Regions from separate parts of the Homo sapiens genome. Here region 2 is linked to region 1. Evidence: read pairs that join two places in POLR2A ChIA-PET (ENCODE). Cell type or tissue: GM12878. All regions are shown on one strand. Links, peaks and the distances in the headings refer to the core of each region. The heading gives the core; the rest is flanking DNA. Region 1 holds the start of COA6 (cytochrome c oxidase assembly factor 6). Region 2 overlaps TBCE (tubulin folding cofactor E).

Evidence for each region. ChIA-PET counts read pairs that join two places held together with the same protein. Peaks named below come from ENCODE experiments on the same cell type or tissue, not always from the same donor. Only the 100,000 strongest peaks of a DNase experiment are listed, where the experiment ranks them.
Region 2: POLR2A ChIA-PET joins it to region 1 with 5 read pairs; 2 of 35 experiments call an interaction of 5 or more read pairs at or near these places.

What each region holds. Positions count from the first base shown.
Region 1 is chr1:234,366,237-234,374,104 of GRCh38, forward strand. It overlaps COA6 (cytochrome c oxidase assembly factor 6), which reads left to right and starts at 7,220. Exons shown (of 3, transcript NM_001206641.3): 1 at 7,220-7,442. The coding sequence starts at 7,231. It overlaps COA6-AS1 (COA6 antisense RNA 1), which reads right to left and starts at 7,357. Exons shown (of 2, transcript NR_125961.1): 1 at 7,187-7,357; 2 at 6,571-6,974. RefSeq lists enhancers at 6,408-7,232, 7,054-7,603. In GM12878, for the core only: no CTCF peak of the experiment used is centred there; a DNase peak (open chromatin) is centred at 7,205; H3K4me3 peaks cover 1,785 bases; H3K27ac peaks cover 1,555 bases.
Region 2 is chr1:235,445,580-235,456,611 of GRCh38, forward strand. It overlaps TBCE (tubulin folding cofactor E), which reads left to right. Exons shown (of 17, transcript NM_003193.5): 16 at 2,770-2,861; 17 at 3,091-6,864. The coding sequence ends at 3,183. It overlaps B3GALNT2 (beta-1,3-N-acetylgalactosaminyltransferase 2), which reads right to left. Exons shown (of 12, transcript NM_152490.5): 9 at 9,980-10,105; 10 at 8,577-8,736; 11 at 7,511-7,567; 12 at 1,611-4,761. The coding sequence ends at 4,627. Among named protein-coding and RNA genes, the nearest start is that of B3GALNT2, 53 kb to the right of the region's middle. In GM12878, for the core only: no CTCF peak of the experiment used is centred there; no DNase peak of the experiment used is centred there.

The DNA.
Region 1 (7,868 bases), core at 2,869-7,868:
ATTTAGAGGAGTAAATATAAAGAAGTTTTAGGAATACCTTAATCAATTTCTGCTTTTATTTTCATTTTAATGTATTTAAAAGTATAATACAATGAAAATAATCCATGCCTAAATATGTCTAAATAGGTTTTAATGTTTAAGATAAAAATCTTAGGTAGGGCTGGGCTCACATCTGTAATCCCAGCATTTCGGGAAGCTGAGGCAGGTGGATCACTCGAGGTCAGGAATTCGAGACCAGTCTGGCCAACATGGAGAAACCCCACCTCTACTAAAAATACAAAAATTAGCTGGGTGTGGTAGTGGGCACCTGTAATCCCAGCTACCTGGGAGGCTGAGGCATGAGAATAGCTTGAATCCGGGAGGCGGAGGTTGCAGTGAGCTGAGATCATGCCACTGCACTCCAGCCTGGGCAACAAAGCAAGACTCTGTCTCAAAAACAAAAAGAAAAATCCTCGGTAATAAAAAGCATTGTGTTATACTCAATTTGGCAATGTTTTTTCTTTTCTTAGTCGTATATAAAATAATGGTGCAGGCCGGGTGCGGTGGCTCACGCCTGTAATCCCAGCACTTTGGGAGGCCGAGGCGGGCGAATCACAAGGTCAGGAGATCAAGACCATCCTGGCTAACACGGTGAAACCCCGTCTCTACTAAAAATTCAAAAAATTAGCCCGGCGTGGTGATACGCGCCTGTAGTCCCAGCTACTCGGGAGGCTGGGCAGGAGAATGACTTGAACCCGGGAGGAAGAGGTTGCAGTGAGCTGAGATCGGGCCACTGCACTCCAGCCTGGGGGACAGAGTGACACTCTGTCTCAAAAAGAAGAAGAAGGAGAAGGAGAAGGAGAAGAGTGCAACTTATGATGAATGCATCTTAGATGAGATGAAACATTTTTCTGTTTATAAGACTTCTCTTCCTTTAAGTCTAAGATAAAGTGACTTCTATAATACAGTAATATTAATAATTAACATTTTCTTTTTTCTTTTTCCTATAACACTTACCTAACATACTACATATACTTTATTTGTTATGTCTATTGCTTATTGTCTCCCTGCTAAAATGCACATTCCATGAGGGTAGGAATTTTTATCTATATGTTCTCTGATGTCTCCTAAGCCCCTAAAACAGCACATAGTAAGTGCTCTCTCTCTCTCTGTCTCTCTCTCTCTCTCTCTCTATATATATATATGTGTGTATGTTGAATGAATGAAATTTTTTAATGTGCTAGACACTCTTCTAAGTGCTTTGCATGGCTTGTTTCATTTAACTTTCACAAGAAACCTAAGGTCTATATTACCACCCACATTTTCAGTCGAGGGAACCAATGTATACAAAGATTCAGTAACCTGACCAAGGTTGCACAGCTTGACACTGGAGGAAATAGAATTCAAGTGTAGTCTGCCTCTGAACACAATACTCTTCTCCATTCCACTGTGCTGTTTCTAATACCACCTGTGTTCCCCTTTTTGAGGTCTCTTGGCAAACTCCTGTTCTGGACACCCATTGCATTGGATGCCTGCCTCTATCATAGCTCTTATTGCCCTTTATTAGAGGATAATATGGTCCATGTCCTCCACTAGACTGAGCTTCTCAAAGGCTGAGACCTACCTTATTTGTCTTTTTTGAGACGGAGTCTCGCTCTGTTGCCCAGGCTGGACTGCAGTGGCACGATCTCAGCTCACTGCAACCTCCGCCTCCCGGGTTCATGCCATTCTCCTGCCTTAACCTCCTGAGTAGCTGGGACTACAGGCACCCGCCACCACGCCTGGCTAATTTTTTGTATTTTTAGTAGAGACGGGGTTTCACCCTGTTAACCAGGATGGTCTCAATCTCCTGACCTCATGATCCACCCGCCTCGGCCTCCCAAAGTACTGGGATTACAGGCATGGGCCACTGGCCTCTTATTTGTCTTTATCCCCAAGGCCAACCATGGAGGCTGGCACTGCACAGATGCATAATGTCTGTGAAATGGATTGGCTATGTAAATACAGAGCAGGGAGCATAAAAGAGAACTGGAAGGCTTCTAACGGGAAGACAAAGGACTTGTGGAACTGATGAAAAAGAACAGCTTAAGAAGAGCAGCGCTTCTAGAGAGAAAATATCGAGTCCAGTTCTGAACGTCTTGGAATGATGGAAAGATAAACAAGTGAAGATATCCAATAGGGATGTGGAACAAGAAAACTGTCACAAAGGTTCTTTTAAGGACCAAAACATAGTCTTGCAAGTCTTTGTGACAGAAGTGCTAACTGAAACTATCAGAGTGAATTGACTCACCAACTAAAACAATGCAGAGAGAGAGAGAGGAGAGCAAGAGAGAGAGAGAAATGAAGGGACAGCATCTTGGCGTATACCTATAGTTAAGGGGGTTGAGGAAGGCAAGGAGACAGCACAGAGATCTAGAAGAAATTCAGAAGATCGCTGTAGCAACACTGAAGTCAAGGGAATCGTTCTCCGGTCTGTGCCCGTGAGTAGGTGTCTGTGATAACTGCTTTGTAACAGTACAGATTATAAATAAAAGTCTGTGGGCAGCAACAGAAAAACAACACATACATTTTCAGTGCGACTGGGTCTGTCTGGCCCTGCCCACCAGTGGTTTGGGGATCTACTTCGTTCCGACTAGAGAGCACCCACTCAAAATTTCCTCTGGATGGCAACCCAGCACAACACGTCTTCCACCTCTTCACACTGACTCCTCCTCGCCTCCTCTCTCCTCCAAACATAGGCTGGGTGATTACACCCTCTTTGTGTCAAAACAGCACACTTGAAATCATTTTATGGCACCCACATTGTTCCATTTTAATCTTTAAGATTTTGTAAGGTGAAATGGTCTTTGCAATTGTTATCCTGTGTTAATTTTCTTTTTCTTATTGACACCACAAAATTCCTCTCTTCTAGTTTGTTTTTGCTCTGTTAGTAAAACCAGCATTTCCCAACTGGCGAACTAGACTTCTTCAGGGGTAAGGTGGGGAATGTTATTGCAACTCACTACATCTCTCTGGTAATATCTTCCTTGTCTATCCCTTAAGCTTACCACAGACCACTAGGAATTGCTTAGGTGCACGGTGGCATTTAGCACTAGAGACCACTAACTTTTGACCTCGAAGAGCACTTAAGATACTAAATTCATTAAAAATTTAGTAATAACACTACAAATATTCTGTGTGACCACTATTTTTACCTTTCTGTAAATCAAATTTATTAAAGATGACCTTCCTCAGGTCAATTACTCATTTTATTTGTTTAGAAATTGTGAGATATACATTCCTATGGAAAAGTGAATAAAACATATATGTACAGTTTATTTAAAGAATAATTATAAAGCGAACACTCAGGTCCATAAATAAAACATTCTCCGCATCCCAGGAGCCCCACCATGTGCCCCTCCCTGATCATATCTCCTTTCTTACCCTAGAGAGGAACATTTGTGATAATCATTTCTTAGCTTTTCTGTATAGTTTTACTACTTATGACTGTTATTTTAAACAATATAGTAGAGTTCTGCCCGTTTTTGAACTTTATGTAAGTGGAAATATTCTGTATTCATTGGTTGTCTCAGTATGGCAATTCACCATGTTATTGTAAATAATCGTTTGTTTCTCTTTGTTGCTGTATTATATTTCACAGTATGACTATACCATAATTTATCCATTCTATTGTTGATACAAGTTTGAGTTGCATAATGGTTTCAGCTATTAAAAAAATGCATATGTACAGGAAATTCTGTAGAGTTGCTGAGTCACAGTGAATGTGTATCTTCAATCTTACTAGATAATTCAATCTTACTAGATAATGCCACACTGTTTTCCCTGATTGTATCAACTTATGCTACCACAGTGTATGAGGATATTCCTTGCTTCTTCCTTAAAACTTGTTTCTGTCAGACTTTTAAATTATTTTTTGATCTGCTGGGTGTCTAATAGTACTGCATTGTTATTTTCATGTTCCTTTCTATAGTTACTAATGGGAATGTTGGTCCTTTCATGTATTAGTCATTTGCATTTGGTGCTGTGCCTATTTAAGCTTTTTGCCCATTTTCAAAATGGGCAAGTCTATTTCTTATTGATTTGTGTTATTTGTATATTCTGGATACTAATCCTTTTTCACTTGCTTCATGGTATTGTTTGGTAAACAAAAGTCCATTACTTTTATGTAGCCCAATATTTTTATGTATGTAACACATCTTTTTTTTTTTTTTTTTTTTTTTTTTTTTGACGAAGTCTCTCCCTGTTACCCAGGCTGGAGTGCAATGGCATGATCTCAGCTCACTGCAACCTCCGCCTCCTGAGTTCAAGCAATTCTCCTGCATCAGCCTCCTGAGTAGCTGGGATTACAGGCACACACCACCATATCCGGCTAATTTTTTGTATCTTTATTAGAGACGGGGTTTCACCATGTTGGCCAGGCTGGTCTCGAACTCCTTACCTCATGATCCGTCTGCCTCAGCCTCCCAAAGTGCTGGGACTACAGGCGTGAGCCACCGCACCCGGCCACATCATTTGATAATTACTGAGACTTTCCTTTATGGCTAAAAATTCCTCTTAACCTAAGTCATAAAGATTTTTTCTTATATAGGTCCACATAACTCACCTGAAATCCCTGGAGCCAGATGTTTGAAATATAGACTATTTTAAATATTAGAAGGGTAGTATGAAACATACAACATATATTGTATAATATTCTCAACAAGAACTGGGACAGTACCCATAATGAAATACATTAATATTTCTACCGAAAAGCATATGCAGTCACCTAAGTGATAATAACAACTATAAAGAGCCTCATGTTACTTTAAGTCGTATTTTTCACCAAATGAGTTCCAAAGTGTGTGGTGTTTCAGAGGTTTGGGGATTTTATAATTAGTACAAAAGTTATGGTAGCCTTATTCAGTAAGAATGGAATGATTTCAAAGTTTGTAGGAACTTACTGGTGGAGCCACGTACCTGGGATTTGTGTGTATGAAGATTCTTCACTACTCATTCAAATTATGTAATAGTTTCTCTACTTTTGAGTTGTTTTTCTTGAAGTTTGTACAGTCATCTAAATCTTATTTGCACTAAATTGTTTACAAGATTATCTAACTTTTTTGATGTCTATAGTATTTCTAGTTTCCATTCTTGATAAAGATTGTTGACATCCCTCCTTTTATAGCTATTAGATGTTTGCCAATTTTAATTTTTCTTTTCCAAAAAAAATCAACTTTTGGCTTCTTTCAACCTATTCTATGCTGTGGTGTGCTAGTGAGTTAGCTCCAAACATAAAATCCTGGCTTGTTGATTTCCATAGTGTAAACAGTCCCATCATGGTTGACTTCAAGCTACTTATTTGAATTGGCTCCAAACATAAAACAAAATCCTGGCTTGTTTGTTGAGTTCCATAGTGTAAACAGTCCCATCGTGGGTGACTTCAAGCTACTTATTTGATGTTATTGATCATGGAGTTGCCAAGAGGTGTGCACAATTGGCTCTCCTATGCCAGTACAGGCTGGCTCTGGTACACCACTGCTTTTATTTTCCATTTCGTTAATTTCTGCTCTTAACATTATTTCTGTCCTTCTATTTTCTGTCTTATTTTGCTGTCCTTTTTCTAACTTCTTGAAAAGGGATTTTCAGCTCAAGACTTTTCAGACTCTTCTAATACACTTACTTATGGCTATAAATGTCCCTGTAAGTGCTGCTTCAGTTTCATCCCACAGGTGTTGCTATTGTTATTTTATGGTTCAGTTCAAAATATTTTCTCAATACCATTGACTCTGTCTCTGTGTTATTCAGGCTTGTTTTTACAGTTCTTTATTGATTTCTATCTTAAATGCACTGTAGTAAAAAATGACAATTATTTCAATTTTCAAAATTTCTTGAGTTGCTTTATAACTAAGTATGTGGTTGACTGTGGTGATGTGTCTGCTTTCAAAAAACTGTACATTCTGATTTTGGTCGTGTTGTTCTGTACATATTAATTGCGTCATTTTTACATCATGTTATTCACGTTTCCTATATCCTTAACTTTTCTCTTGCTAGTCTTAACGATTAGTGAGAAAGTCCTGTTAAAATTACCCAATATGACCAGGCATTTTTTTTCTTTGTAATTCTGTCACTTCACTTTGTTTCATATGTATTTTTCATTAGGTACTTATAAATTTTAAATTTAAAACACATTTCCTTTTTAGACTCAGAAGTCATCTAAGACTCTTTCCTTTCATTCCTTTTATATCCCATCAGTCATATTTAAAAGATATCTATATGTAAACTGACGTCAATAGACATGATGTAAAAGAAGGGGGTGGCTCTGGTAAAGCTAAAGTAACTCCACTATGAGAGTGCATTAACTATGGGGGAAATACTTTCTATATTGCAGAACACATATTTGGTGGTACGTAGCCTCACATCGCCACCCGGAAAAGTCTGCATATATTGAATTTGGAATGGATCAAACTGCACTGAGTGCAAAATTGTAAATTGCATCTTATATAAATGTTTTAGAACTAGATGATGGAGCAGATGGGATCTATTAAGAGAACGGGGTGCCAGATGACTGACCATAAACATGCTTTTTAATAAAGACTCTGCTGAGAGATTAACTCATATATTTTCTAAAATTTTTATTTCTTGTTCATTTTGTTTCTAAGATATTCACTCACATATTAAAAATAACAACGTCTCAAAACATTTGAAGCAACTCTCTTCATCCCTTTTAAAAATACCTTGCTGTTTCGGGGGTTAAAAAAAGCCACAAGGGAGATTAAAACAATACAAATATTTATTTTCCCAACTCCCCTGCCATGGGTTCTGGGACGTCACCGCCTCTTTCTGGGGCCCGTTTCATCCTTTTCTTTTAATCCAAGAAGCGATGGTGTTGTGCGCCTGTAGTCCCAGCTACCTGGGAGGCAGGCTGAGGTGGGAGGATCTTTTGGGTCCAGGATTTTGAGGCTGCAGTAAGCCGTGTTCTCACCACTGCACTCGAGACTGGGCGGAAGAGCGAGACACTGTATCAAAAACAAAACAAAACAAAACGAGAAGGCATCGCGGCTCTGTAACACTCCGTCCAGCTCTCGCACTCTCAGATGCAAACTTCCACACAAACTCCTCGGCTCGCCTTGTCCCGCGGGACTAGCATATCAAGCCTTCCGGGACACACCGTGCGATGATATATACGTATATACCCCTCTTGCCCTTGAAGGCCGGAAGTCGGTCTTACAGATAAAAGCGAAACAGGAAGTCCCGCCCCTCTATGGAAAGTAAATGGTAGCTCGGAAGGGTCAAAAGAGTCCGCGGTTTCGCCGCGTGAGTTGCTTTTTGCGGCTGGGGAGGTCTACGCTTCTAGAGCTTGAGCCAGCGGGGCGACCCTGCAGTGGCAGGACTCGGCACCGCGCCCTCCACCGCCGGTTGGTGGCCTGCGTGACAGTTTCCTCCCGTCGACATCGAAAGGAAGCCGGACGTGGGCGGGCAGAGAGGTCGGCTTGCTGATGGGTCCGGGTGGGGCGCGCGTGGACTATGGGCCCGGGAGGTCCCTTACTGTCCCCGAGCCGCGGGTTCCTCTTGTGCAAAACGGGGTGGCACTCCAATCGCCTGCTTGGTGATTGTGGCCCCCACACACCTGTTTCTACAGCGCTTAGGTTCGAACAGTAACCCTGTAAACTAGGCACTGCTGTCCCCGCTTTACTGGTGGGAAACGGGCTCGGAGAGAATAAATGAGCTGCCCTAAGCGACTGGGACAGAACCACAGTTCTCAGCCGGGCTTTCTGAGCCCACGCTGCCGCCCCAGCAGGGATCAAATCACACAGTGTGAGATAAGCCTCAAGAGCGGGTGGCCTTATGCTGCCACTGAGAACTGATTGGGTTCAGTTGCCTCATCAAAATCCCTAAGCATGGTTTTGTTT
Region 2 (11,032 bases), core at 2,906-7,905, 1.1 Mb after region 1:
GAGCTGTGATTGAGCCACTGCAATCTGGCCTGGGTGACAGAGTGAGGCCCTGTCTAAAATTAAAACAAAACAAAACAAAACTGCAATATCTTTTTTTTTATCCATTAGATTAGCAAAATTAAAATAATACTGGCTGGCATGAAAAAGCAGTATACCCTTTTTTAAAGTCATGTGGGAACTACTATAAAAAGTTAAAAATACACATATGCTCTGACCAAGCATTGTATCTTGCAGCATTTGTAATGGTAAAGATAGTAAGAATCTAAGTACTTGCCAGCGGAGGAATGGTGAATAAGCTCTGGTGGAACCACACAGCACACAAGGCACTGTCGTGTGTCACCGAGGAGAGTGAAGCAGTCTAGAGCTGCGCTGTCCAGTGTGGCTGCAATAACCACATGTGGCTATTTAAATTCATTAAAATAAAATAAATTGAGTTCTTCAGTCATACTCGCCGCTTTCCAGGTGCTCAGTACCACATGTGGCTGCCATACTGGGCAGTGTATGGCTAGAGGACATGGCATGGAATTGGCATGAAAAGCTATACCATCATGTCATAAAGAAATACAAATGTAGTACGTCAATATATTATAAAACCTATACATCCTTTTTTTTTTGAGACGGAGTCTCATTCTGTCACCCAGGCTAGAGTGCAGTGGCATGATCTCGGCTCACTGCAAACTCTGCCTTCCGGGTTCAAGCAACTCTCCCGGCCTCAGCTTCCCAAGTAGCTGGGATAACAGGTGCCCGCCACCATGCCTGGCTAATTTTTGTATTTTTAGTAGAGACGGGGTTTCTCCATGTTGGCCAGGCTGGTCTCAAACTCCTGACCTCAGATGATCCGCCCGCCTCGGCCTCCCAAAGTGTTGGGATTACAGGCGTGAGCCACTGCGCCTGGCTTAAAACCTATACATCCTTATATGAACACAGAAAAAAAAAGGCCTAGAGGTATACCTCTCAAATTTTTAACACTGGTCATAGGCAGGTAAAAAGAAATAATCAGCTATTTCCATATTTTCTGAATGTTAAGACAGTCATGTTACTATATTAAAAATGGTAATGCTATTTATTACATAGAGATTGCTACTTTCTTCTATAGAACCGGTATGAGTAGGCAGGTTTTTTTTTTTTTTTTGAGACAGGTTCTCACTTTGTTACCCAGGCTGGATGGAGTACAGTGGCGCGATCATGGCTCACTGTAGCCTTGACCTCCTGGGCTCAAGTGATCCTCCCAAGTAGCTGGGACTAGAGGCGTACATCGCTATGCTTGGCTAATTTTTTATTTTTTGTAGAGATGGGGTATCCTCATGTTGCCCAGGCTGGTCTCAAATTCCTGGGCTCTGATCCCTCTGCCTCCCAAAGTGCTGGGGTTACAGGTGTGAGCAGGCCAGGCAGATTTCTTATTAGAACTGTTTTATGACCAAACTTTTTGTTTCTGGCATGTGTTAGGAGTATGTCACTCCCCACTGGTGTGCAGCAGGTAACCCCTTCTCTCACCAGCCTTCAAACAATGAAAGCCAGTCCGTCTCAATCTTTTGAAAGGACTAGACTATCACATATTCACACATGAAAGAGCAAATTGTTAATTAAAATTATAAATTCTATTAACTGTATTCAATACATACAAAAAGGCCAGTTTTTATTCTAAAATAAAGAACATTTATTATCACAAGTTGGATAAAAACACACAGCTTTTACAAAAATGATTTTTGATAGAAAAATATGTTTGAATACACTGTGATATTTGTAGGAACACCACACTATTGCTGTATCTCCAGCTAAAGCTTCAAGGAAACTCTATTTCTTATAATCAAAATATCCACTATTTACCACAACCCGTCTTTGGAAAGAAGTTCATAGTGTATTCTGAACAAACCAAAGCATTTACTCGGAAGTTACATTCCCATGCCTGGCAGTCACTTGTGTATGTTTAATACAGTTACACATGATGTAATTACAGAATGGCGGCGCTGGAAGGGACCTTGTAGATCATTTAGTTGGCACCCTAATTTTACAGAGGGGGAACTAAGGCCAGAGTTGAGAGATGTCCTCAGGATACCTGAGTCCCATTCCAGTGTTCGTTCAGTAATTCATAAGGAAGTCATCATAAAGGTTTAAAAAGAAAACGTTAATGACTCGCTCCCTTTATTCTTCTGTGCTGAGAGTATCATTCTGGTTTATTCAGATTAAGAAAGAAATACACTACTGAAATGGTATGAAACTCACTGTCAAAGGGCACTTAGGTCCGTTGGCTCCGTTTCCCACAGTTCCCCAAATGAACAGGTGGTACAAGACTCAGGCTTTCCCCTAATTACTTACTTGGGTAAAGTGACTTGGGTAAAATGAAAGATACAGCCAGGCGCTGGGCTCATGCTTGTAATCCCAGCACTTTGGGGGGCCAGGGCGGGCGGATCACGAGGTCAGGAGTTCAAGACCAGCCTGGCCAACATGGTGAAACCCCGTCTCTACTAAAAATACAAAAGTTAGCTGGGTGTGGTGATGGGCACCAGCTACTCAGGAGGCTGAGGCAGGAGAATTGTTTGAACCCGGGAAGCGGAGGTTGCAGTGAGCCGAGATTACACCATTGCACTCCAGCCTGGGCGACAGAGCAAGACTTACTTAAGTAAGTAAGTAAGTCAGTCTCAAAAAAAAAAAAAAAAAAAAGACAGATACAGCTATCATTGCAATGATACTGTGGTCTCATCACATGAGCTAGTTTTACAGGTAACTGTCATTTGAGAGAACGAATGGACTTTTCTTGTCTTTTGATAGGCTCCATGACAATTCAAAAGGTGAAGGGATTGCTGTCACGTCTTCTCAAAGTTCCTGTGTCAGACCTTCTGTTGTCCTATGAAAGTCCCAAAGTAAGTTGCCCAGCAAAATACAAAGTCAAAGTCAAGCTTAGTCCTCGTATTATGACATTAAACTGTCTCTAGATAGCAACAGTTTGATTCTAAATGGAGACCATGGGTCTGTTTGTTTGATTTTAAGGGTAAGCTACTGCCTGGGGACGGGGTGGGGGAAGAGTATGTGTAGCATGCTTTATCGGATCTGTCTTAATCACATCCTTCCCCACCTTCGTTCTAATTTTAGAAGCCGGGCAGAGAAATCGAGCTGGAAAATGACCTAAAGTCATTACAGTTTTATTCTGTGGAAAATGGAGATTGTCTATTAGTGCGATGGTGACAACCAACTAATAAAATTTAAAGACCACACTGCTTATCGTGTCTGGGGTTCACCGGAAATAAATGATTCACTGGAACAATTCTACTGTCAAAACAAAGGGGGTTTACAACTTGTCCTAAGTATAACAAGGGATGTATTTTTTGTTGGGAAGTGACCATTTCTAGGCTTATACATAATAGCAATAATAAAGGCTTTGAACCTACTAATGATTTTCTGATCTTATTTCATATTTATTTTTACAGCTCATCACTGCATTTCATGATAAGATTTAAATATTAAATAGAAAGAAACTAGCTAGCCTAATAAAATCTGAACACAGTTAATATCTGTCATAAGACTAGTTTTAATGGAATTCTCTATTGAAACTACTATTTTAAAGGGTTACTAGAAATGATTTGGTTGGTCATTTTGGGAAATGTCCCTTAAACTTGGGGAGACATCCTCTACTATGTATAACAATATGCTATTATCTGTCTTCTCAGTTGCACTATTTCTAAGAGTACTTAAATTAATCACATGCTTTTCCCTACAATTATACCTAAGCTGAGTATATCTTCTTCTGTGATAACCAGCTTTGATTGAAATGTACTCATATTAGGTAAACATTAGGCAATGATAGGAGGAAAGCAAAACTAATTCTTTCAAAATGTCAACAAAATTTAGAAATATCCTTCCCGATGGCACTAAAACCCTGAGAGGTATTTGCTTTTATTCATACTCACACAACTTTAGCATTTAAAAACTATGAGTACTAAACTGTGACCTTCAGGATTTATGTTAGATGGCAGAAAGAAAATTTGGGTATTAGTCTACCATATAAATGAACTTCTTTAAAACCAAGGTTCAGAACTGAGAATCATATTGGTTCCTCTTCAAGTTAGTTCAAGTTGCCCACTTCAGAGATCCACAAAATCTGACATTATTTCCAGAAACCCCAAACTTTGGTATAAGTGACCACTGCTCAAATATGTGATCACATGATCACACAGCATTCCTGTGAGTTCCTTTTTGTCTGATAATTATCCTAATTAGCTCTACAGAGCTATCCTGCAATCCAGGTTGAAATTCAAACTCTCAGTTACTACTACAGATTTCTGAACTAGGCCAAGTTTTAACCAAAAACTATAGGTAATGGTGAATTACTAATTAGCCACAATGCATCAGGATTTAGAAATATTTTTTCTTTTATAAAATAACTTGGTATTTTTCTGATAATCTTCCAATAGATAAATAAAAACTTTTCTTATGCTACAGTACAAGTTGATTTTTAAGGAAATTTGTGCAAACATTAAGAAACACCGCATTGGTTCTGGGTGAAAGTGCCAGTCTGGAACTCTCTTGAAAGACCATACAGTCTACTGCTAAACCCTGGGACTCCTCAGACTTGCACTCAGATTATCGTTTGCCTGCCCTGATTTTAGACTCTGCTAATTCAAGTCCCTGTTATCTTGCTTGACATCGACAAGGATCACCGCACCGTTCCTTCAGTTTCCACAGTTCCGTCAGTTCCCACGGAGAATACTGAGGAGAAGACAGCATTCCTGTCTCACAGGTCTTCTCACACAGCCACAGACTGTCCTGTTGAGAAACAACCAAAGCCGATCTGAGAGTGGTGAAACTGTTTTAAGAGCATCAGAAAGTATGCACGTAGACAGCTTTTATGTATTCTAATGATGCTGAAATTATTTCAAGGATAACTCCGTGTGTGGAACAACTGGTGAGGTTTGGGGGTGGCACCTCCTGATTTGGGAAAGCACCAGGTCCCACAGTCCTGTGGCTGTGGAATACAGAAACAAGGCGGTGTGTGGATGAAGAGTTAGTCAACAAATGCCATTCCGTAATGAACGATTTTAGAAACCACAAGTGAGTTTCATGTTTGCTAGTAAAGGTGTGTCTATGGCAGTATTAGTAACAGCTATTATTCTGATGGAATGCTTACAATATTGCAGGGACTGTACCAAGTGCTTTGTAAATATCTCACTTAAATCTCACAGTAATGCTGTGAGGTAGGAACTATTTCCCTCTTAACAATTGAGGAACAAACGAAGAGTTAAAAAACTTGTTCCAGGTCACAGGGCTGGTAAATGAAGAGGAGGGATTAAAGACTCCCAAGCTCAAGTTCTTAACCACTAGACTATTTCCTAGCTACGTGAATTGGTTTCTATTTCCAGCAATGTAGCAGAACACAGAGAGAAACTCATTCAATGTTTTGACAACACAAAAATGTTGGATAAAATTAAAAACCTTTATAAAGCATGGCTCAACTCCGTGATCAAAGAAGAAACAGGGTAGGAGAAAGCACTGAGTCAGCCTGTGCCTTGAAGGCAGCTGCTGATCCTTGGGTTTGGAAGGCCAAGCCCAGGGTCAGGAGACTAATGGGAGACTGACACAGAGCTAGGATCTCTGAGGGGCCACAGCCTCAGGGGTGATAAAACAAAACACACTCAGCTTGTCTGTCTCAGTCTTGCCCCTCAGTGGGATGGAAAGGAGTCTCTCTCCCCTCAGTGCCTACCCACAGCTTGCACTTAGGTAGGTCTGGGGCTGGTAGTCAGTCTGTGTAAGCCCAACAGTTCCAAGCCAAAAATCTGAAGTATTCATAGATGGTAGTATTCCTAGATGCATGGCAGAAAAAAATGTAAATATGTAAATCCTCTCTGTAGGAATGCATTTTAAATAGAGGACTCAGTTTCCAAAGACATGAGATGGTCACAAAAAAAAAAAAAAAAAAAAGACCGCATCAGAAAACAAGCGCCATGAACAACAGTTGTAGAAACAACAAACTGCAAAATCAGACCCAGCAAAGACTACAGATCCCAGAATTACCAGATACAAAAAAGAATTATATTCAAAGATGAGACAAAGTACAGCAAAGGAATCAGACTATCAAAGTGGACCATGTAGATGTGGGTTGATTTCTTGTCCTGGACTGAGAGCTGCTCTGGGACCCCAGCTCTATGCAGGGCTTCTAACTGACAGACACTGCATGTGCCTTCTGTCCCCTGCACCTTCGATGGCCAAAGTGGAAGCTGCAAGAATCCAGAACAGAAATCTCTGAAGCTAAAGCCAGCTTTGTGCTTGATTTCTTCCCAGGGCTCTAGTTTCCATTTTGGTCTCTGCAGATTCATTTTTTTTTCTGGTTCAGCAATACTGTGTTTTAAATGATGTCTTATATTTCATGCAGTGTCTTATTTTTATCGGTCAGAAGGGTTGAAGGATCCTTAGACTGCCACACTCAATCAGTGGATTCTGTCGTTCAGTTTTTTTTTTTGAGACGGAGTCTCGCTCTGTCGCCCAGGCTGGAGTACAGTGGTGTGATCTTGGCTCACTGCAAGCTCTGCCCCCCGGGTTCATGCCATTCTCCTGCCTCAGCCTTCTGAGTAGCTGGGACCACAGGCGCCCGCCACTATGCCTGGCTAATTTTTTTTGTATTTTTAGTAGAGATGGGGTTTCACCGTGTTAGCCAGGATGGTCTCCATCTCCTGACCTCATGATCTGCCCGCCTCGGCCTTCTGTTGTTAAGTTTTAAAGCTGCAAATAATTTCTGATCAAATCTATGGAAACTGAGTTTTTTTGTAGGCAGGGGAACGTTGATTTATAACCTTTTGCTTTAAACTCAGAAAAATACTGTATGAGAAATAACCTAGTGGATTATTGTGAATTAAAGCAACAGCATAACTATTATGGTAGAAGATCCTCATTCTTTCTGCCCATGGTGTGATAAACATTACAGGTTGAGCATTCCAAATCTGAAAATTTGAAATCCAAAATGCTCCAAAATCCAAAACTTTTTTTTTTTTTTTGAGACAGGGTCTCTCTCACTCTGTTGCCCAGGTGGGAGTGCAGTGGTGCATTCACAGCTCCCTGCACCCTCGACCTCCCAGGCTCAAGTTGATCCTCCTACCTTAGCCTCCTGAGTAGCTGGGACCACAGGCAGGCGCTGCCATGCCCAGCTAATTTTTTTGTAGTTTTTGTAGAGACGGGGGGTTTCACCATGTTGCCCAGGCTGGTCTTGAACTCCTGGGCTCAAGTGATACACCCACCTTGGCCTCCCAAAGTGTTGGGATTACAGGCATGTGCCACTATGCCCAGCCCAAAACTTTTTGAGAGCCAACATGACACTCAAAGGAAATGCTCACTGAAGCATTTCAGATTTTCAGATTTGGAATGTGCAACTTCTAAGTATAATGCAATTATTCTAAAATCCAAAAAAATCTGAAATCCTAAATACTTCTGGTCCCAGGCATTTTGGATAAAGAACACTCAACCTGTATATAGAAATCCACCTCCTCAACTCTTAAGAACCCTGAGGCCATCCCCAAAGACTTACCTGGTATCTTTTAGGTCCTATGGCAGCCATCCAGATGCCCATGCTTACATCTTCACCCTATACATGGCCCATAAAGTTTAAATGTAAAAATTTTAATGCTATTTTATTTGTAAAGACAAAACCATAGCCACTCCCATCATAAACCACCTTTCTACTTTTTTGCTCTGTTATTATTCTAATATGAAATAGCAAAAATGGGTTCACATGAAGTCAAAGCTAGTGGTCTTTAATATGAAGCACCCCTGCCACAAGGTAATAAGATGAAACCGCGAGCAGACGACCCATCCTTCTCATGTACCTTAAGCTTCCAGGAAGCACTTAGGGCTTCCTCCTTAGGAATAAAAATCTTTCTATTCCTCCAGGGACTATACTTTTTTTTTTTTTGAGACAGAGTGTCCCTCTGTCGCCCAGGCTGGCATGCAGTGGCGCAATCTCAGCTCACTGCAAACTCCGCCTCCGGGTTCACATGATTCTCCTCCTCAGCCTCCCAAGTAGTTGGGAATATAGGTGTGCGCCCAGCTAATTTTTTGTATTTTTAGTAGAGATAGGGTTTTGCCATGTTGGCCAGGCTGGTTTTGAACTCCTAACCTCACGTGATCTGCCTGCCTTGGCGTCCGAAAGTGCTACAATTACAGGCATGAGCCACAGTGCCCAGCCTCCAGGGATGACACCTGTAAATACTAGCTGAAAACATAATAAGTAGGCTCAAAAAAGATTTAGGAATAGAATTTAAAGGCAAGATTTGAGGGATGTAGGGGTGCATCCTTAACCTTTGAGAGGTGATTCCTATACAGAGAATAACGTGCTTTTCCCCAAGGTAAGTGGGTTCTGCTTTCCATGATGGGATGCCGAGTGAGATGAAACTTGGTGTGATGAGTGTATACGTAGGTGGGAAATCCTTAATTTTTTGTTTTTATTTTATTTTTTATTATAGAGATGGGGTCTTGCTATGTTACCCAGGCTGGTCTTGAATTCCTGGGCTCAAGTGATCTACCCGCCTTAGCCTCCCAAAGTGTTGTGATTACTGGCAAGAGCCACCACGCCAAGCTAAGAAATTCTTAATTACCTGATAGGTCTTTAACCTCCCCGAGTTGCTTGCCAGCCACTTGACGATGTCCTTGGAGATCACATATCCTGACCCACATGCAAAGGCAGGGTAAGCGGGGCTCGGGTACTCCAACTCCTGCCACTTTCCGGTTCGGTCAACTGCCCAATTCAGTCTGAAACTGAGATGAAAAATAATGTGGCCTCTTGTGTTAGTCTGACACATATCCTGCCACTATTAAAACTTGACTCCTTTATCATCACTACAAAGGAATAAGCTTGTAGAAGTGAGGAAAGAAAATAAGAAAATTTCTTTTTTTTTGAGATGGAGTTTTGCTCTTGTTGCTCAGGCTGGAGTGTAGTGGTGCCATCTCGGCTCACTGCAACCTCTGCCTCCTGGGTTCAAGCAATTCTCCTGCCTCAGCCTCCCGAGTAGCTGGGATTACAGGCGCACACCATCATGACCAGCTAATTTTTTATATTTTTAGTAGAGACAGGGTTTTGCCATGTTGTCCAGGCTGGTCTTGAACTCCTGACTTTGGGTGATCCACCCTCCTCAGCCTCCCAAAGTGCTGGGATTACAGGCGTGAGCCACTGCCCTTCCAGAAAAAAATTTTCTTAATCTAAGGAAAGGAATTATCATTTATCCAGTGTTGTTTTAGATAAAAGATTGGTTATGTTAAATTTTCTCAAAGTTGCATTTGTAGAGTTTCTGAATGAAAAGCACTAGAAGATCACCCTGTGTTTTAGTATATATGAAAACAAAAAACCAAATCACTAATCCATATTGTATTCCTGAGGAAGCACAGAAAATGGTTTCAGAGACGTGTCACAAACGTACTCTAACAAAATATACAGTAGCTTCTAATGTGAATACCATTTATTTCTTTGGCATAAGAATAAAAGCCATATTGTTTTCCCTCCTTTACTACATTAGCCTGAGGCTTTTCATTTAAAAAATAATTTCCTCCAATTGTACAGTAATATAAAATTTATTATTATTATTAAGACAGGGTCTCCCTCTGTTGCCCAGGCTGGAGTGCAGTTGCAAAATCATAGCTCACTGCAGCCTCCAACTCCTGGGCTCAAGCAGTCTCCCTGCCTCAGCCTCTCAAGTAGCTAAGGGCTACAGGCTCACATCACCTTTTTAATTTTTTGTAGGGACAGGGTCTTGCAACGTTGCCCAGGCTAGTTTTGAACTCTTGGCCTCAAAGGATCCTCCCACCTCAGCCTTCCCAAAACTCTGGGATGACAGATGTGAGCCAGCATGACTGACCTAGAGTAATGAAATATATATAAACCCAGGAGTCTAGTACGAAATTGTATATCTCAACCACATTTTCAAAAAAAAAAGATATTTTATGCTTTATTAATTACATTTGATCAGGTACACGAATGCCAATGGGCTAAGAATGGTTAACTTACTTTCCCCACCAAAAATTAGGCCCATCCAGATTCTTTTGGACAATCCTATTAAATACAGCTTCGAGGTCTATGTAACAGTCATCATCTGTCTTCAGCAACAAATTGAAGCTCGTTGTTTCCACAGTCCTGTTGACACAAAAGGGATAAGAAAGTCAGTGCGACCAAACAAACAAACACCAATGCAGTGGCGTCACTAACACTTTCATTCAAAACTGTACCTGTCATTATCTAAATTTCTTATTCCTCAAATGTTGAGAACATTTGCTCTAACAAAATTTTGCTGCTATCAACTAAGGCCATCACTTGGTCTTTACTAAATGGCATAACACAGAGAAGTACTAACCTGATTTTAAAAGGCAAAGAAAGAGCATATTGAAGGAAAATATCTGGCTTAAATGGAACATATGTTCAAACAAATGCTTCTTAGGCATCATTCAACTCCTGCTGCCAAATCTATTAAACGCCTGAACCTTGCCCCGTGTGTTCTTAATAACAAAGGCCCAGCATAATGAATTAGGTGTTACATCTGGGCCTCTCACACAGAACGCTATTGTACAAGATGCATCCGATGCTATTTATATTACACTCAAAATATTTTATGGCTTAAAAAAACCTGACTTATTACATTGAAACATATTTTCCCTTGGAAACAACTTCTAGCAATTAAACCATTATAAATGACCTTCTGGAAGGCAAAGGATAGTGACTTCATTATCTAGACGTAAAATATATAATCATGACTAAAGACAAAATTGACTCCTTCATTTCACATTGACAGTCCCTGTACATCTGTTTAAAAATGCAGTTTTGCTAGGGTGCCAGTCATATGTCAGAAATCTCAATAAAATAAATTTAGAATTTCATTAGGTCCAAGAATGGTGAATTTAACAATAATGGGTCCACACCAAATAGCATCACCCCATGTTTCTAAAGTTTATTTCCAATTAACAGCAGAAGGCATACATAATATTTGCTAATTAGAAATTTCATGATAAAGAATATTTAGGTCACTGATAACTGAAATAATGAGGAAGAAATAATGAAACTCATTTG